2 separate regions of the Homo sapiens genome follow, and region 1 is linked to region 2. A link is a contact called in ENCODE Hi-C or POLR2A ChIA-PET data. All regions are on one chromosome and are shown on one strand. Each heading gives the region's core, a stretch centred on a gene start or an enhancer-like site at or near the end of the contact. The rest is flanking DNA. Distances are from core to core; before and after follow the strand shown.

Evidence for each region. Hi-C counts contacts between places; a loop is a spot of excess contacts on that map. ChIA-PET counts read pairs that join two places held with the same protein, here RNA polymerase II (POLR2A). Pooled maps may share reads with other maps.
Region 1: a loop to region 2 is called in a map of MCF 10A, with 4 times the contacts of the local background. The contact joins two enhancer-like sites. A Hi-C loop is called at or near these places in 4 of 168 maps with a recorded cell type or tissue (IMR-90, MCF 10A, endothelial cell of umbilical vein and 1 more), 9 of 37 single-sample maps with no recorded cell type and 12 of 50 pooled maps. POLR2A ChIA-PET finds 5 or more read pairs at or near these places in 5 of 52 experiments (AG04450, MCF 10A, WTC11 and 2 more).

What each region holds. Positions count from the first base shown.
Region 1 is chr10:88,385,021-88,391,511 of GRCh38, reverse strand. The region is part of intron 4 of RNLS (renalase, FAD dependent amine oxidase); the gene reads left to right. Among named protein-coding and RNA genes, the nearest start is that of RNLS, 200 kb to the left of the region's middle. Within about 2 kb of position 1,896, at least 3 of the 41 ENCODE cell types and tissues checked have a DNase peak (open chromatin) inside an H3K27ac peak, as active enhancers do.
Region 2 is chr10:87,958,640-87,963,193 of GRCh38, reverse strand. It overlaps PTEN (phosphatase and tensin homolog), which reads right to left. Exons shown (of 9, transcript NM_000314.8): 8 at 2,076-2,300. Among named protein-coding and RNA genes, the nearest start is that of PTEN, 97 kb to the right of the region's middle. Within about 2 kb of position 1,805, at least 3 of the 41 ENCODE cell types and tissues checked have a DNase peak (open chromatin) inside an H3K27ac peak, as active enhancers do.

The DNA of each region.
Region 1 (6,491 bases), core at 647-3,146, 430 kb before region 2:
ACCTTGGCTTACTGCAACCTCCACCTCCTGGGTTCAAGCAATTCTCCTGCCTCAGCCTCCCAAGTAGCTGGGACTACAGGTGCCTACCACCATGCCCGGCTAATTTTTGTATTTTTAGTAGAGATGGGGTTTCACCATGTTGGCCAGGATGGTCTCGGCCTCTTGACCTTGTGATCCACCGGCCTCGGAACTCCCAAAGTGCTGGGATTACAGGCATGAGCCACTATTCCTGGCCAGTACACATTATTTTAAAATTACTAATATGATTGCCTAATTGTAATTTAAAGAAGAAGAAAGGAATATCATAATAATAATTGAAAATGCTTGGGGACAACTACACTGGAAGACATAATCAGACACACCTGTTTGTATAATCACTTTGAATTGGGATGTTACAAATTATTGCAGTTATATTTTCAGAGGATTCAAATGTCATATGTGCCATGGATATTGATATTATAATTTTCAAAAATGATTAACAATTCTCAGTAAGGTTCAAATGAAACAAAGTATAGTCTTCAGTTAGTTTACATTGGATTTGCATTTATGGGAAATTAGGTGTCTATTAAAACCATGAAAAGAAATATTTAATTTTTTATGTAAGATTGAATTTGGTCCTAGGCTTAAATCATTACATACAGATTTTTTAAAAATCTACATGAATAGTTGGTGGGACAGTAAAATCTAACATGATATGGAACTTCCCCTTACCTCCCTGACTACTACCCACTGAATGTCAGTTAACAGTCCCATAATAATTTATACTTTGAGACACCCTTCCCAAGAAAAATGGCCCTCATAAACTTCCAAAATATCCCCTAGAAGGCAGTACCATTCCTCTGAGAGCCACTGCTTTAGAAGAGCCAGCTGTTAGTTGTTTTTTGGCTTTGGGTTTTTTAAAATCTGAGGTGCACCAAGTTTCAAAGAAAGGTCCCCAATAAGAAAACCAACAAGCTGACTAAATGCATGTGTGCTATGGTCCCTGCTCACTACTCCTCTGCCCCACATTCCACCTTTCAGGAAGTTTGAGTACTGAAATAATACTAAATAATTTGCAGACACTTTGGGGGATTGGATGCTCAAACACTTTTTTCCCCTCTTTTATCTTATTTGGAATGAGAGTTTTATTTAGTGCATTCAGACGAACGAATATTAAAAACTTCCTTAGGTCCTCAAAGAAGGGCCTTGACATCTTTCCTTAGTGAGCTGGTCCAATGTTCTAAATCCTCTGAGCAGGATCCCTGTGGTGTGTGACCCAGATAGCGTCCCAGAGACTTTCACTTTATTTCCTTGTGAAGACACGTGAAAGCTGCTTTATCAAGGAGTCACTAAGTCTGGTCACAACACAGTTTCAAGGAACCAACACTGGGACACTTACCATTTTGATGATTTTATCAGCTTTGATGGTGAGCCTAATTACAAAAGTCCTATCAAATGAATATCCACTGGTTCTTGATAGACCACAACCAAATTGTATTTCCCCCTTGTGTTCCTAGCTATTTATGAATATTGTTGCAAATGCTGTAATTGCCATCACCTTCTTCTGACTTTCTCAATATAATACCTAATTAGTCAGTGTCAGTGTTGCCAGATGATATGAAATGCTGTGGCTTCTGGCCCTCATTTTCTAATGGATTTGGAATTGTATGTATTTATGTCATTGCTCTTCCTTTATAGCAACTACATGCCCTATCCCTGAATCTGTAAATATTCTGAGGCAGGTATATCTTGTAGTCCCCCAATAGCAAGAGTACCCTGCTTATAGTTTTTGGACATTTGTATTTAATGTTGCTCCTTTTATTTCTGTATGCATTCTCACTAGATAGGGCTTTAGCTTTAAAAACTGTGCGAATTTCATTCCACCAGAGGGCACCATGGTAAACTTCACTTTCAAAAGGATCCTTAACAACTCAGTTAAGAAATCCCTAAAAGGATCCTTAACAACTCAGTTAAGAAATCCCTAAAACCGAAATATTGAAACAAATGAATGTAATTAAAGCAGCAATACCTTTGACCAAGATATTTATTCCATCGTGACTTTTAAATCTCTATAGAATGATTCATTTTGCTAAGGGTATGTTAATCACTCTCAAGCACAACTTTGACAAATCAAAAATAGATAGCAGGCTTTATTATGGCCAATGTGTGAGCTCCACAGACTGTCAAAAAAAGAAAACAACAATAACAAAAAAAAACCCAGCACAGTTCTGTTAGGAGACATACCTCTCCTTTTCTGGCTCCAAAAGAGAATGAATGCTTTTTGAATCCTAGGAGGTAAACCAATATCGTAATTTCCTACATGCTACAAAATAGCCATCTTTAGTAAAGCTCCAATTTCAGGGTGGATTTTAATTGTTTACTACTAATAAACCTTGGGAGTTAATTTATACCATCCCTCAAGTCCCAACACAAACAGATTCCCTTTTCCAGAACTCATGGTGGCAAGATTCCATAGAACTCCCCAGATGATGGCAGCTACTATCAGAGCTCTCAACTCTGACAGGAATTAACAAATAACAGGTTACAAACAGGAAACACAGTGTCTCATATCCATGGCTCCACTGATGCATGGTACTATGTAACATGTAGGGTATGTTAATTCCCTGATATTTATTCACTTATTCATTCGACACATAGTTATTGAGTATCTCCTGTGTACCACGTTGTAAGCTCTGGGGATACAGTGATGAGGGCAATTGACCTGATCCTTGTCTTAATGGAGTTTGATTACTAGTAGGGGGAAGTCATATAAAAAGACGATGATAAACAAGGAATCAAATAAAAACATAAGTAATTTCAGTTTGAGAGGTCACAGAAAGTTAATAAAAAGGTTCTATGAGAATGAAGGGAACTCTCACACAGCTTGTGAGAGTAGGACTGTCTGTGTAGATAGCATGAGATAGGAGAAAGAGCTAGCCATGTGATAACATGGAGACAGGGACCAGCAAAATATTTAAGTCTCTTCAGCTGGAAAGACTGTGCTGTGTTCTGATAACAAAAAGGAGGCCTCCATAGCTAGAACAGTGAGTCCTAGGCAGAGTGAGGCAAATTAAACTGGGGCCAGATCCTGGGAAGGATTTTGAATTATTCTCAGGCATGTTTTAAGCAGGATGGCATAGTCCAGAGAATGGATTTCAAGGGAAGGAGGCAAGAGCTGGGGAAGACAGGGTGCCAGAAAGTATTGAAACCAAATAGCAAGTTATTGCAGTGGCTCAGAAGGAGAAAACAATGGTGATTATGGAGATGAACAGAGTAGCCTTATTCAAGGTGTGTTTTAGAAGTAGAATCTACAGGACTTGCTGATAAATTAAACATGGAAAGAAAATTAAGACAAAGATGACTTACAGGTTCTTAGCTTGAGCAACTGGGTGAATGGTTATGTTGTCGACTAAGCCTGAGGAAGGAACAGCTTTCAAGGATAGATGGAAGGAATAATTAGGTATCCAACTTCTACGTGTTAAATGAAAGGCGACTGTGATACACCCCAGGGAAATATATTCAGGACTGCCCTCTGAGCCCTCTAGACATAGGTTTCATTTGTACCACAACCATCTCCCCTTCCAAATACCCACAGAGATGTTTCCTATATCTATGTTTTCAAGGTGTGTGGTCGTGAAGAACAGGGAGCCCTTCACTCCTGTCTGCATTGCCCGCTAAACTACAGGCTGACGTGCCTTCTGATTTTCTTTTCTGCTGTCAGAGCATTTGCTTCCCTCTGTCCTACAGGACAACTCTAAATCATTATCTCCACAACACCTGCTCCATATCAAAAGTGTTAGATTTTTAGCCAGAAGACATGCACTATTTTTCTTACTAGCTGGGTGACCTGGGGCATGCCATTTAACTTCTGGGAGCCCTGCAGGTCTTTGTAAAGACAATATCAATGATTACATGTAAAAGCACTTTGTAAACTGTAAGCAGTTACGTAAATAGGCTTGTTATTCTCATTTTTGTCTCAGTCTCCACCACTGTAACAAATAATCTTCCTTTTTTTTTTTTTTTTTTTTTTGCTCTGTTCTCCTCGCTTTTCTTCTTGCGTGCTTCTTCTGTCTCTTGTCCTTTCTGCCACATAAATTTGCTTTCCTGAAAAAGGCTGGTTATTTGGAGACATCATCACCAGCCAATCAGAGCTCTCTATTCCTTCTGGCTGGAAAGCCAATCAGATGTAAGCTCCAGGTCTCTTTTCAGTGTTGCTAGGGCTTCAGGTCTACTTCTAAAAGCTGACTTGCTTGCTTTCCGCTAGTTCATTCTCTGTCTCTCTCTGCTCCCCACTTCTCCCACCCCCACTCTATTCCTCTCACTCCTCCCCTCTTCTGGGTTTGGAGCAGTTCCAAATACTTAAGGCTTCCGGAAGTTTGGGTTATGGATAAGCAAGGTTTGACTGTATATTTTTTCCCTTGAGAAATAGAGGACAGCTATTCCATGTTCAATATTGAAGCAAATGTTTTAGCAGCTTAATGTCCCTTGGCTACATAAAATTTAGTTCTGTTTATGTGTTTTGGGTGTACAGATCACTTTTTATTCAGATGGACTAGAGCATAAACTGGCATTGAGTTTTCTGGCAATGAAACGTCATAGCACTGGAACCTCACTGGGCTTTACAAAAATGCATTCAAAATATTTTAAAGTACTTCCACTTTATAACTGATGACAGAAGATGATAAATACATTGTGGTTATTTTGCTCCTGTTTTTTGAACTTTCAGTGCTGGGATTATTGGAGACAACTACCCTGAGATAGCAGTGATTTGGGAACTAATACCTAATGGCTAAGTGGGTGTCCTCAGCCCTCACATCCTGCTTATCTATGGAAACTAAGTAACATGGGAATGATAGCTAGAAATCCACCCTTTTCAGAGGACCCAAGAGTCCATCTTTAAATGCTGTATGGCTGGGTATGCTGTGAGGATTCTCTTAACACAGAACAGCTCTGCCTTCCAAAACCCTAAAGACGTTTGATAAGGAAAAATAGCTAACAAGTTATGCCTTTCTCATAACCTTTGAAACCTACTTAAAAACTGAAACAGTACAAGAATTTGCAGTTTAAAATGACCAGAGAAGTGGCAGAAAGCCAGAATTCTGTCAGAGACGGCTTAGAAAAGCTTAATGATTAACAAATGGGTCACTGCCTTCAGGCTCTGACCTTTAGAACTAACCAATTTTAGCCTTTTGGTTATGTTCCTTCAACTCGTTTTATATCAAGGAAAAAAAAATACTCTCTAATGGCACAGTACCACCCATCCAAAAAAAGGATTCTTAGCAGTCCAGTATTTGGTCAGTAGCTTTTCTGATAACATGGAGTTGGTCCTAAGCACAGTATTAACAACTGTTAAATTATATTTTTTGTTAGAGTTTAAGGAAGGCCCTAAGCACGACTGCATATCCTGCAGGTGAAATGTACGAAATTTCGGTTAACATGGTAACGGCTCTAAAAATACCTAGGCTACAGTTTAACCACAGAGTTTCCTCCTTAACGTAAAAAAGCCACCATCACGAGCTGTTAGAAAGTGCAACAAAAGCAATCTCTGTCGGACTTTGTGCAAGCAGGCTATTAAATCAGGCCTGGCAGTGACAATCTGCAGCCACTCTGCATCAAAGTAATAATTAAAGTTTTGCAAGCCCAAACAGCAATGCACAAACCACCTAAGAAATATGTTACATTGATAAGTCCTTTTTTTCTGCCTGTAACTTCTCTTCTCCCCTACCCCCAACCACCAGGTGGACTAAGCAGGGCGTGGCAGGGGCACCGTGACAAAGAGTCACCACACCATAACCACAGGGCCCCACCCGAAGGAAAACCTAGGGCAGGCTGCCACGGTTTTCCCAGCAACCTCTGCACCAGGATCCCATAGAGTATGCACAGGAGGCTAAATCACTCACCTGGGGTTTCCCATCTGGGCTCTTTGCTTGGCAGAGACAGAGAGGGTGGGGTCAACCTTTTCCTTGATGCTTTTGCAGTTAGCAAGTTGGAAACACATTTGACTCTTTTGAATTCTGTGCCTTGGCTATTCAGGAGTCTGTCATGTCTGGGCTTACTAAATTCTACCATGTCTAGGCTGCCGGGTTTAATAAATAGAAATACCTGACATCCAGTTAAATTGGAATTTTGAATAAACAGTGAAGAATTTAGTGAGTGTAAGTATATCCCATGCAATGCTTGGGATACTTACACTACATACTTATATACTTATACTACAAATAATTTCATAGTTTACCTGAAATTCAAATTTGACTGGATGTACTTTCAGAGTCTTTTTATCCACCAACACCCAATTAACAAATTGGTTTTTATTTGTTTGGGCTTTTTAACTTCATTTTGCTTTTATTTAGTTTTGCTTTGCCTTGCAAGCCTTGGGTCAGTGTAGAAAGGCTAATCCAAGGAAATGAGCTAGCATTTGCTGAGCTCATTCTTAAATCAGGCTTCATCTTAGGTACTTTTGATGCATGGTCTTTTAAAATCCTCACATCATCCTCTATAATAGCCTACTTAAA
Region 2 (4,554 bases), core at 556-3,055:
TTAAAAGTTAATGGCTGAGCAAAATGCAGATTTAGAGAAAAGAAAGGAAACCTGTGGATTCTAAAGAGAATGTCTAGCCCGGAGGACATGATGTTAAGTAAAATAAGTCAGGTACAGAAAGATAAATACCGTATGTTCTCACTCATATATGGAAGCTAAAAAAGTTGAGCTCATAAGAGTGTGGTTATTAGAGGCCGGGAAAGGGAGTGGGAGGGGAGGATAGGGAGATGTTGGTTAAAAGATAAAAAATTACACACAGGAGGAATAAATTATAGTGTTCTATAGAACTGTAACTAGTCAACAATAATTTACTGTATATTTTCAAATAGCTAGAAGACAGAATTTTGAATGTTCCTAACACAAAGAAATGACAAATGTTTGAGGTGATCCATATGCTAATTATCCTGATTTGATCATCACACACTGCATACATGAAAATATCACTCTGTATCCCATAAATATGTACAATTATTATATATTAAAAATTTTTTTAAAGGGAAACTTCTGAACACTTAAAAAAAATTTAAGGGCTAAAGACATTTAATATTAGATCTATTTTCACTTAAAACGTGCAGGGGCCCAAGTATTACTATTACTACCAATATACATACATACATACATACATATATGTATGTATATTGGTAGTAATAGTGTGTGTGTGTGTGTGTGTGTGTGTGTGTGTGTGTATATATTTTTTTTTTTTTTTTTTTTTTAAGACAGAGTCTTGCTCTGTTGCCCAGGCTGAAGTGCACGTGCACTGGTGTGATCTCGGCTCACTGCAACCTCCATCTCACAGGCTCAAGCAATTCTTGTGCCTCAGCCTCCCAAGTAGCTGGGATTACAGGTGTGCGACACCATGCCCAGCTAATTTTTGTATTTGTAGTGCAGATAGGGTTTCGCCATATTGGCCGGCTGGTCTTAAACTCCTGGGCCTCAAGTGATCCGCCTGCCTTAGCCTCCCAAAGTGCTGGGATTACAGGTGAAGTATTACTAGCAATATTCTTAATACTCAGACGCTACAGTTAGATTTATTACATGTTATAAAAATTGAATGAAAAATTAAGAGAGAGTAAAAAAGAGAAAGAAACGAGTGTGGTGAATGAACAGGGGAAAATCAGGTAGAATAAGAAATAGGAAGGGGGAAGAAAAAAATGGTAAACAACCACTTGGGAATGTTTACAAATCAGATTTTTTTAATCTGAAGAATTCTTGTCTATAAGTAGATATATATACCTATGTAGAAATACATATATCACACATAGGCAAAAATGAAACAAACCAAATAATTCTAAGATACAATATAAGGAAATAGGATTTTTAAAAAAAGAATAACGGGAGGACAATCAAAGGACTTCAGAGAATATGAGATTGAAGCTAAGGCTGGAAATATGAAGATAGCTATGGAAGGTCAGGGGAAAAGGCTGAGATGAAAAGGTACAGGGAGAAGGAAAATAACTGGAAAGACTAGAAGAGGCAGAAGCTTAGCATTTTGAAGAACTGAAGAAAGACCAGTATGACTGAATCTCAAGAAACAAGGAGAGAAGGTGACTAGTGCTGATGTAGGAGGTAGCCCTGTGCTAAATTATGCTGGGCCTTGTAGGTCATGGTAAAAAAAAAAACACAAGGTCCTTATAAAGTGTAAACAGAAGTGACACAATCAAGTCTATTTTTAAGATCACTCTGAGGGATTGAGAATAAATTGGAAGGCAGACAGGAGTGGAAGCAGTAAAAACATTCCATATGAATCATTCCCAAATGACTGAGTTCCCATCTATTTCTTTCCTCTCCCATTCCTACTTCATATCCCAGTCATTTAGCCCCCTCCCGCACCTTTGCCCCAGATTTCAGCAAACAACGAAGAATTAGGAAAAGGAAAAATGCAGCTTTTTTGACGCTGTGTACATTGGGTATTTTATTAGAAACTTTCATGTTACTGCTACGTAAACACTGCTTCGAAATAATACATAAGTTAAAAACTTGTCAAGCAAGTTCTTCATCAGCTGTACTCCTAGAATTAAACACACATCACATACATACAAGTCAACAACCCCCACAAAATGTTTAATTTAACTGACCTTAAAATTTGGAGAAAAGTATCGGTTGGCTTTGTCTTTATTTGCTTTGTCAAGATCATTTTTTGTTAAAGTAAGTACTAGATATTCCTTGTCATTATCTGCACGCTCTATACTGCAAATGCTATCGATTTCTTGATCACATAGACTTCCATTTTCTACTTTTTCTGAGGTTTCCTCTGGTCCTGGTATGAAGAATGTATTTACCCAAAAGTGAAACATTTTGTCCTAAAAAAAAAAAAAAAGAAAAGAAAAAGAAATGAAATGACATATTTAATTAATGATGTTTTATTTTTTTAAAAAAGAAAATCTGTCACCTATGTTAAACATTTGCAAAAAGTCAACAAAATAAACTATCATTTGATATTCTGAATAAAGGTAAACACAAAGACTATTATAAGGCAATCTGAGTTATCTGTTGCATTTTCATTCACATGATTTTTCTTCACTCAAATTCTCAAATTTTAAACCAAAAATACAATCTCACAAGATCTAAGATAAACTACTTTTGCCTTAAAATTTTAAGTAAAAAAACCTCTTTTCTCATCTAATACTAGCTTTAAATACGTTTTTAGTTTACGTGTACATACATATAAACAAAATTCAGATATGGATTTAATTTTTTCTACATTTCAAATGAGCTACCTATTCCAAGATTTACTTTAACAAAAGTTCTTGGACGGTGAGTGCAACTTCCCTGATGACGCATGGCAAATACATGTTTACTTCTACAGCAATACAAACATGAGAAGCTCCAGTTTCTTACATGACAATATAATGCTTGAATACTTTCAGAATAAATATGAGGGGGTAGGAAAGAGTACTACTGATTTCTTTTGATGTTATAAAATGCTTGTTCTTAAAAAAAATCACTTCTTACTAATAAGATAATACCTTCTTAATAAAAAAACACAACAGAAGTTCATCACTTTAAACCTCTATTGACCAACAAAGAAATCTGGCCTGTATAAATCATTTGGCAATTAATGATATACAGCCTTGTGACATCTTATCTGGTACCTGGTACCTTAAAATGCCATTTAAATCTTTTATTCTAATTTATCTTAAAGTTTTTTATCCCCCAGAAAATAAGATCCTTAAGGATGTTACGTCTTAAATGTCATTGCATCTTTTAACAGTACCTGGCAAAGTAATCTTGTATACAAGGTCTTTAAAATTTTTTTTTTGCTTATTTCAATTATTTTAGCCAGTAATTGTATTTTACTTAGAAGAAAATAAGCCAATAATATTTAAATAACAAAAAGGTGAATTCTATATATATATGGGTTATACTAAAATTTTTTGTGTTTTAATCATAGCATATTCTTAAATAAGGCAGGGAAAATCAATAAAATGGAAATTTATGTAGTCAAGGATAAACAAATAAATCATAAATATTTAATCTAACCTTCAATTTTGCATGTGTTAAAGTACAGATGAAGGGAAATAAGAATTAGGAAATTCCTAAAGGTATGCAGAGATGATGATGTAGATGCCTATTTTTGAAAGCTAAATAAAACTTACTAGTTATCTTAATTTTAAAACAGTTGCTAATACTTCCTGGATTATCAAAAAATAATTTTTCTAAGTTATTGAGATATATTTAACTTTTATTTGTACAGACGATAGGAAATGGGTTTCTGGCTAAAAAAAAAAAAGTTCAGCATATTTTGATTTTTTTTTCCAGCTACTTGGATTCTGGATAAAGGAAAATTATATCTCTACTGATACATCAAAGCAGCATTTAAAATTTTGCAGTAAATGAAACTTCCTCTTATTTTCTTTCAAAAGAAAAGCTAAAAATCAGAAAAAGTAAATAAATCCTATCATTGAGAATGTTTAAAGATTGGCAATATGCTATCTAGTATGTTTAACAAGGCAGCAACACTACAAAGTTAGTCCTTTTCTTCATTACTATCTAAAAATGTTGCACCTTAGTCTCACTTTAAATATTCACATTTAATATTTTAAATGAAGATAGTTGTTGTTTTTTTTTTCTTTTTTTTTGAGATGGAGTTTCACTCTTGTTGCCCAGGCTGGAGTACAATGGTGCATTCTTGGCTTACTGCAACCTCCGCCTCTCGGGTTCAGCAATTATCCTGCCTCAAGCCTCCTGAGTAGCTGGGAAAACAGGCGCCTGCCACCACACCCGGCTAATTTTTTTGTATTTTTAGTAGAGATGGGGTTTAACCATGTTGGCCAGGCTGGTCTCGAACTCCTGACCTCAGCTGATCTGCCCACCTCAGCCTCCCAAAGTGCTGGAATTACAGGCGTGAGCCACCGCACAGGGCGGATAGTTGGTTTTAAAATAATAAGACGTTGCCTTCTCTAAATACAGATCAATCAAATTCAAACTTCATTAACTTTCTAAACCTGCACATTTAAATACCATGTTTTCATTCTTTATTACTTCCTCTTCATACTGATTTCTCTCCTAGTTAAAAAATTAATCAGTAAATCCACAGAAGCTAAATAGAAAATA